Regions from separate parts of the Homo sapiens genome. Here region 1 is linked to region 2. Evidence: chromatin contacts called from ENCODE Hi-C data. All regions are on one chromosome and are shown on one strand. The core of a region is the stretch at or near the end of the contact, and the rest is flanking DNA. Distances in the headings are between cores, read along the strand shown.

Region 1 (4,820 bases), core at 1,316-3,815, 61 kb after region 2:
CTAAATTATTAGATATACACATATCCACATTGTTTCTGTATCTATCCATCTGTGTATATACTGAGCATCGTACTGATGTCTCCAACTGTAATCCCATCTCCAGGATTCATTCCAGCCTTCCTTTCTTGTTAATTGTAACTTTCCTCTCCCACAGTGTGAACAACCTGGCCCACCTTCTCTCATGTATTTACTTATTTGCTCATCCCCAGTACACCCATGAAGCTGTTTCAGAATCCTTAACCTGGGTACCCTTATGTAAAATAAATTTATCGACCGGGCACAGTGACTCATGCCTGTAATCCCAGCACTTTGGGAGGCCGAGGCGGGACGATCATGAGGTCAGGAGATCGAGACCATCCTGGCCAACATGGTGAAACCCCATCTCTACCAAAATTGCAAAAATTAGCTGGTCATGGTGGCATTGCCTGTAATCCAAGCTACTTGGGAGGCTTAGGCAGGAGAATCGCTTAAACCAGGGAGTCGGAGATTGCGGTGAGCCGAGATCGCGCCATTGCACTCCAGCCTGGGAGACAGAGCAAGACTCTGTCTCAAAAATAAATAAATATATATATATATATATATATATATATATATATATATATATATATTTATCAATTAGAGTACATTGTTCATAGTACCTTTCATCTTTAGCCTAATAATTTCCAGGCAAAATATTATCTTCCAATGTTATTTAGGCCAGTCCCTTCTCTCCCCCAGCCCCCACTGGTGCGGTTATATAATGAATTTGTAATAAAGTTTATATGCTTTTTATGCATTGTCTCCCAGCTCCGAACGCGTCCTTCAATATAGCATATGCGCTGACGTGGACTTCTCCAAGCATCTCTCTCCTTCAGTGAGCTCGGCAAGATTGCTCGGTAGAGGGCGGTGGAGGGACGTTGCAGGAGGAAGGGGCGCTCCTGCCATTTCCAGTGAGGGCCACGGGAGGGCGGTCCGGGTGTGAGGACTGCGGTCTGCTGCACCTGCAGCCTGGGTGTGGCGATGACCTTTTCTGCAGCCCTCTCAACACAGACCTCGGAGTCTCCGAGCAGCCTGTGTGCTCTGCAGGCCTGCTGTCCGTGCTGGCGCCCAGACTTCCTCTCCAAGCTCCCGCCTGCCCTGTGGCCCCGAAGGTTCCATGCTGAGCTGCAGCACTTCCTGCAAGCCTCCAGTGGCTCAGGCGCTCAAAAGGCCTCCTGTCCCCACTGTATGCCCATGTCACTGGTTCCCGATCCCCTGCTCCTTTGTCGGCTTACAGACAGTGGCCTGTTGCCTGCCCAACAAATTCCTGGCCAGCGCCAGCCTGACCAAACCGGTGAGAGTCCTCTGCTAGCAGGTGTGCTGACTGCACCTCCAAGAAGTCTGAACCCTTCCAAGCTTGTCCTTCCCAGGGTGCACTCCCTCAGCACGAGGATACAATGCAGTTTCTTCATTAACTCCTCTCCTGTCCTAGGATCACTCCCTCTGGGAAAGAAGACCAGCCTTGGCCCCAGAGGAATGTGTCCTAATTTAAAAAGCAGCTCAATTACTGCAGCACCTTGGGGACCAAGGCCAGTGGGATGAGAAATGCAGGTTCTGGTTCGTGCCCTGTGCCCCTGGGCTGGTGGCAGGAGCAGCGGGGCTGGTTAGCATCCCACTGTCAAACCCCAGCCTTGAACGTTCACCTGGAGCTTGGCCTGGGAGCCACTAACCATGGGTCACCTGGTCCAGGGACGTGAGACATACTCTCCACTGCCCCACAGGCAGAGCTACTCAGGCAGGGACCTGAGGCAGGCTGGTCTCAGGAACAGGTTGGCCACAGCTTCAACAGTAAGAGAGCGGGGATCACAAGAAAACCAGGCTTAAAGGAACCCAAAGTTACAAATTCACTTTCTCTCCTTTGAGTCCAGTGTGTTCTCTGTTCCCTGTGCTGATCATGGCATCCTTTGCTCAGTGATACTCTTTGCAGCATTTAGAAGGGTAGGTAGCACTCACTCTCTCAAGCCTGAACTGGAAATACTACCATAGCCAGGGTAGCTCACAACCCCAGCACAGCCACAGGACCTCTCATCCACCCTCCTTTATGTTTATAAATTTCTTTATGTTCTTAACTACAAGTGCATGATTTCCTAAGTGATGGCATTGTGGTTTTGTTCCTCACGTAAGAGGTATTTTGTTGTGTAGAAGCTCCAGCAGCTTGAATTCTTTACTCAATGCCATGATTGTGAGATAAGCCCATGTTGATCTATGTAGCTCTAGTTTAGGGAATGGCAAACCTCTTTCTGTAAAGAGCCAGATAATAAATATTTTAGGCTTTGTGGACCAAGAGGCAAATCAAAGATATTATGTAGGTCCTTATCTAGGTATAAGAAGGAAGACAAATTACCACAAAACTTTGTTGATGAAATTCAAAATGTAATATTATAATAAAATAATAATAATCAAATCAATTGTTTTGTAATACAGATCTAGAATAATGAAATTCTTTTGGGGAAAATATCAAAGTGACTATTTTTTATCTACTTCAAATATCCATCTTTATGAGTCATTCTTAGTTCTTGAGCCACACAGAAACTCGTGATGGGCCAGATTTGGTTGTGGGCCAAAGGTGACCAAACCCTACTCTAGTTCATTCATTTTCACTGCCGCATAGAATTCCACTGGATGACTCTAACAAAAGGTTTTATCTGTTCACTGGGAGGAGAGAGGAGTGTTCCAGTTGTTTCTATTTTAAAATTGTATTTCTATAAGTATTCTAATACATATCAGTATACTATACGTGCAAATGTTTATCTGGATGGTATACATACAAGTAGAATTGCTGAACAGGGCATGTGTATCTTTAATCCCAAACTGTTTCCCAAAGTGGCTGTACTAATTTCTAAGAGTGGCAGCTATATTTGTCCCTGTTGCTCCACAGGCTTATAAACATTTGGTATTTGGTCAGCAGGCTCTTCCAACACCCCTTTGAAGGCGTTTCATGTTTCCTGCCACAGGGTTGGGAGGAGGCTGTGTAGACCAAAACCACGTAATAAAAATAATAATCATTTTTATGTATGCCTTTTTTATGCCATTGACAACAGAATTATGAAAAAAAAAAAACAAATTCGAAACACACAAGTGACAAAAAAGTTCCAGAAGACAGAAGGACCAGGAGCAGCGAGGGCCACTGCCCACTTTGGAGGTTTTCCATTTTCGTGGCAAGAGCAGGCCCCAGGAGCTCTGCCAGTTAGGAACCTCTGCAGCCTGGGAGCACACGTGGATATCTGGTCTAGGTTCAGTAGGTGCCGCTGCCTGAGCTGCCCCGACTGCTGGGCAAGGAGGGATTTCCTGTAGCCATCCACAGACTTCCAAACTCACATGGTCTCATATTGATTCTGGATTGTTGGTTTACATAAGCCCTGGCGCAGGCTGCGAATTTTATCTCAGGGAAGTGGTGTATTTCAGCCAATGAACAGGTCATCAGAAATGAGAACTTTTAGAACATGGAGGGCAAGTCTTCTCATTGGGTTGCAGTTAAAAATTCTCAGTTGAATCATAAAACCAGTCGTTCAAAGGAAACTTTTAAAAGTACCAGCCCTGGAAAATTCTGTTCTTAGGAATCACATCTCAGCTTCAAGGAGGAACTAAACTGGCTGGTAAAACTTTTGATCTTGCATTCAGCACAGGGACAGTGTAAAAGGAAAGAAAAATAGTGGAAAGCATTTTCGTTAAACTTGACCGAGAGAGCAATTTCTTTGGAGAATAAGATCACAGAGGGTAGGCTGGCCACATTTGAAAGGGAAAAGAGGCTTACCTTGACCCAAAGGCTCTTACAGTTGGGAAACTAAAAGAGGGAATTATTTAAGTGTCATTAGGTCTGAGATGATGACACACCAGCAAGCCCCAACAGAAAAAGTGGTAAGTTATCAGAGAGGAAATGGAGGATTCCCCAGAGAATGCATAGATCCAGAAAACTGTGGACAGTTGCCCTCATAAAAACTGTAATAAGAGCAATTGCAAGACCATCCCCGTCCTCCCTCCTCCCACCCCTGGAACCCCAGACTGGGATAGTTCTATAGAGTTAACAGAATTTGGGACAGAATTCATTCAACATTCATTCAAATAATTACTGAATATCCAGGCACTGTTCAGATGAGCAAAAATTCCCTGCTTTTCTATGTCAAGACTGGCAGTTTCCTAGAAACCAAGGCTATGTCAAGAGGTGATTAAAAAATGAACAATTGTGGAAAAACAGAATAGTGAGAAAGAAAGAGAGTGTGGAAGGAGAGGGAGAGAGTTGCCACTTTATTGAGGGAATTTAAGGAAGGCCTCCCTAATAATTCAAGAGGAGGCCCAGAGGAGCTGACAGAATGAGCCATGCTCCAGGTTATTCTGTGAAAGGAAGAGCAAGGAGGCCAGCTTAGCCAGGGGGTGGCATTTGAATTTTTAAAAGGCTCTTTGGCGCTCTGTAAAGGATGATTTTTGAAAGACAATACTCGGGGATATAAACCAAAATTGTCCAGTCAAATAGTGAGGACCTGAACCCAAGGAAGTGGTGGCAGGTAGGAAAAGGAAAGTCCACACTAGCACAAGTATAGCTGCAGTTGCTTCCTATTCTTGTACCTGTTGTAGAGAGCAGGCAGGTGGCTCCAACCCTCAGGACAGCTGGGAAGTCAAGGAGGGTTTAAACGCAGGTGTATCATTTCTTAAGGCTTCCATGCAAAATACCACAAGCTGGACGCCTTAATACAAATGAATTCTCTCATAATTCTGGAGGCTAGAAGACCAAAATCAAAGTGTGAGCAGGGCCATGCCTCCTATAAAGGCTGGTCTAGAGAGAATCCTTTCTTGCCTCTTCCAGC
Region 2 (4,177 bases), core at 868-3,367:
GTCTGTTGAAGAAAAACATTATGTGCAGTTGCTTAAAGTTTTGTTGAAACAAACTGGTGCTCAGGTTAGTTCTCACATTAACTACGATGCTACAGGAAGTCATTATGCATAACCCATGGTTTCCACAGGCAGGGACTCTTGATGTAGAAAATTGGGATAGAGCAGAAGGATGAAAACAGGCTCATCAAAAAGGTTTTCAAGTTGATTCTTCAGTTTTCTCCACTTGGAGTTTAGTTCGTACTGTACTTCTGCCATTATCTCCTTGTTATTCTGCGGGACAGCAGGCTGAATGTAAAAAACTGAAAGAATCTGTTGTCCCACCCACAGCTCCAGTTGAAAATAAGTAATAGGAGAGGGAGGATAAAAATTGGCCTATACCGCCCCCTCCAGTTGCAGAAACATCTGTACCGCCTCCTTCGGTGGCAGAAACAGAGACCCCAATACAAAGAATTTTACGCTCTGCCACCACGGCTGGAGAGCCCTTAGGACCTTGCACTTTTCCTATTTCCGTAAGGCCTGATCCAAATAATCCACAGCAGCTTAATCATGAACACATTCCACTAGAGTTTAAGTTGTTAAAGGAATTAAAAGTGAGTGTGGTAAATAATGGCATACAGAGCCCATTCACTTTAGGATTGCTAGAATCTATGTTTGGTGCTATGTGTCTTTTACCCTTTGATGTGAAACACTTGGCATGAACTTGCTTGTCTGCTAGCGCATATCTGACATGGAATTTAAACTGGCAAGAACAGGGTGCAGACCAGGCTAGACAGAACCATGCTGCTGGAAATGGAGACATTACAGAGGATAGGCTATTGGGTAATGGCCCTTATTCTGACCTGGTACATCAACTAGCACTCACAAATGCTGCTTATCAGCAGTGCACACAGGCTGCTAAATGTGCCTGGGCCATAATTCCTGAAGAGGGAGTCCCAGTACTATCATTTTTACATATCATGCAAGGGTCACAGGAACCCTACGCACAATTTCTTGCAAGATTACAAGAGGCAGTGAGGCATCAGATTCCTCATACCTTGGCTGCAGAAATGCTAACCTTTACTCTAGCTTTTGAGAATGCAAATGCAGATTGTAAATGTGCACTGGCACCGGTTAGGTGTACAAAAACTTGGGAAATTTTCTCAGAGCTTGTTAAGATGTAGCAACTGAGCTTTATCGATCTGCAATGTTAGCTGAAGCAATGGCTAATTTAGCTGTTGACAAATCTAAAAAGAGCCAAGGGTCAAACCCTAAAATGGGAAAATGTTATAATTGTGGAAAAACTGGACATTTTAAAAAGGAATGCCACCAGATCTCAGGACAGAAAGGATCTTACAATGCTTTTCCCCCCGGCCCCCAGCGGAAAGAACACCAGGACTTTGTCCTCGCTATGACAAAGGAAATAACTCGGCTAATCAGTGCTGCTCAAAATTTCATCAGAATGGCACCCCCCTGTTGGGAAATGAGATGGGGGCCTGTACCCGGGCCTCACAAACAATGAGGGCATTCCCAATTCAGACCTCAACCCTGTTTCAGGCATGGGTTCCCAGAGGCATATTGAGTCCCTCACCCGAGGAACTCCAGGAAGTGCAGGATTAGATCTCCCAGCCAGAGAAAGGGTTACATAAGGTGGGGAAGACAAACCCACCAAGATTCTCACTGGCATTTGGGGACCTTTACCAGCAGGATATATGGGACTAATTTTAGGCAAAAGCCACCTTAACTTGCGAAGGCATTACTGTAGTCGCAGAAGTTGTTGACTCTGATTATGAAGGAGAAATTCAAGTAGTTTTATTGTCACGAGATCTTCGGGTTTTTGAACCGAGAGAATACATAGTGCAATTATTACTTATTCCCTGCAAATTACACCCTTCTCCATGAAAGGAGAAACAAGGAAATAAAGGGTTTGGGAGCACAGCTACACGGGAAATCTATCTATCCCGACCCATAGCCTCTAATAGACCCACCTGTGTAGTACAAATTAAAGGAAATAAATTTTATAGGTTTATGGATACGGGAGCTGATGTGTCAGTGTTACCAGCAGGTCTTTGTTCTTAGAGCTCCCAAGATGGCGGCAAGCCTTTTGTTCTCTGACCTGGAGTTCTTGGCCTCACAGATTCCAAGGAATGGATCCTTGGGCCATGCAGTGAGTGTCATAGCTCTATTAGAAGCTCTTCCAAAAGTCGTGCTGCTATCTATGGACTAAAACATACTCAAACAATAATGACCTCTGGCGTTTAGGCTCAATGCTCAGAGCTAATTGCAGTCATTCAGGTTTTACAGCTCACAGCTTCAGATCCTATCAACATTGTCTGTGTTCAGTTTATGTCGTAAATGTAGCCGGTCACATAGAAACTGCTACAATTAAAAGTACACTAAACCCAGAACTGCTAATTTATTTTTAAGACTTCAACAAGTTATTTGTTCTAGTGCAGCTCCTTTTCATATTTCTCATATTCCTTCTCACACACAACTTCCTGGGCCGCTATCTCTAAGTAATGAGAAAACAGACAAACTGATTGCCTCTGTGTTTCAGCAAGCTCAACCATCTCATGTGCTTCTGCACCAAAATACTTCCGCCCTTACTCACATGTTCCTACAGGTTTGTATTATATTATGCAGTATATCCCTCGAGCCACACCTATAGAAGGATGTAATCCACGAGGTTTGGCTCCAAATGAAATCTGGCAAATGGATGTTACACACACAGCAACCTTTGATAAGCTGAGCTATGTTCATGTGACTATAGACACTTATTCTCATATGCTGCCTGCTACATGCCAAACAGGTGAGACAGCTGGTCATGTACAGCGACACTGTCTGTCATCATTTGCTCATATGGGGATATCTAAACAATTAAAAACTGACAATGGACCCGCTTATACTAGTCATGCTTTTAAAAATTTCTTGCAGCTTTGGGCTATAACCCATAAAACAGGAATTCCTTATAATCCTAGAGGACAAGGCATTATAGAGCAGGCACATCAAACATTACAATGCATGTTGAAAAGACAAAAAGCGGGTATAGGAGGCCAACTACCACCTCAATAAAAACTACATTTAGCCTTATTTACTTTAAATTTTTTGACTCCTGGTATGGATGGTAAGACTCCAGCAGAAAGACATTGGCAAGTGTTAGAAGAAAAGAGGAAAATTTATCCAAAAGTGTTATGGAAATCCCTGGAAGAAGGAAAATGGAAAGGTCTGGTGGATTTACTGACGTGGGGAAGAGAGTATGCTTGTGTTTTTACAGGAGATGGACAAGCCGTGTGGGTGCCCTCAAGGTGTGTGCAACCATGGAACGGGAGACTAGAGGAACCCAGGGTGGCCAACCATGGACAGGGTCCCCCCGGTACGAGCCATGAGCCAGCTGAGCCTGAGTGCAAAGACGGAGAGAAGGCCAACTGGAGTCACAACACAGTTCTAATGTTATATTTGTAAAGAATATCACTACTCAACTTACAGTTTGTGTTTATAGATATAGATATAGATATGGATATAGATATAGATATAGTTATAGATATAGATAGATATACACTTTAAGTTCTAGGGTACATGTGCACAACTTGCAGGTTTGTTACATAGGTATACATGTGCCATGTTGGTTTGCTGCACCCATCAACTCATCATTTACATTAGGTATTTCTCCTAATGCTCTCCCTCCCCCAGCACCGCCTCCCAACAGGCCCTGGTATGTGATGTTCCCTGCCCTGTGTCCAAGTGTTCTCATTGTTCAATTTCCACCTATGAATGAGAACATGCAGTGTTTTATTTTCTGTTCCTGTATTAGTTTGCTGAGAATGATGGTTTCCAGCTTCATCCATGTCCCTGCAAAGGACATGAACTCATCCTTTTTTATGGCTGCATAGTATTCCATGGTGTATCCTTATGTCTTTTTGACAGCTAAGAAGGACCAGCTCCAGGTAAACAATACCCAATTGACCTGTAAATCTTACCAATTATATCACTGCATTAATCATAGCACATTGCAAACACATAATATCTCTACTTTGATGATTTTAGGCCACATCCCTGGGCTATGTATTCCTGTTAATCTGTCCGAGGCTTGGGCTGCCACACCTGCTTTGCATTTTGTGAAACTTCTTCTAACTGAGCTTACTCATCATGTCTGTAGAGCCTTAGACATAATAATTTTAGCTATTGTTTCCTTGGTCGCACT

Evidence for each region. Hi-C counts contacts between places; a loop is a spot of excess contacts on that map. Pooled maps may share reads with other maps.
Region 1: a map of Caco-2 shows a loop between it and region 2 (18-fold over the local background). The contact joins two enhancer-like sites. A Hi-C loop is called at or near these places in 4 of 168 maps with a recorded cell type or tissue (B cell, Caco-2, K562 and 1 more) and 2 of 50 pooled maps.

The regions. Positions count from the first base shown.
Region 1 is chr3:46,487,969-46,492,788 of GRCh38, forward strand. No RefSeq gene overlaps it. Among named protein-coding and RNA genes, the nearest start is that of RTP3, 7.6 kb to the right of the region's middle. RefSeq lists enhancers at 612-1,388, 1,389-2,163. Within about 2 kb of position 2,566, at least 6 of the 41 ENCODE cell types and tissues checked have a DNase peak (open chromatin) inside an H3K27ac peak, as active enhancers do.
Region 2 is chr3:46,427,225-46,431,401 of GRCh38, forward strand. No RefSeq gene overlaps it. Among named protein-coding and RNA genes, the nearest start is that of LINC02009, 5.6 kb to the left of the region's middle. Within about 2 kb of position 2,118, at least 4 of the 41 ENCODE cell types and tissues checked have a DNase peak (open chromatin) inside an H3K27ac peak, as active enhancers do.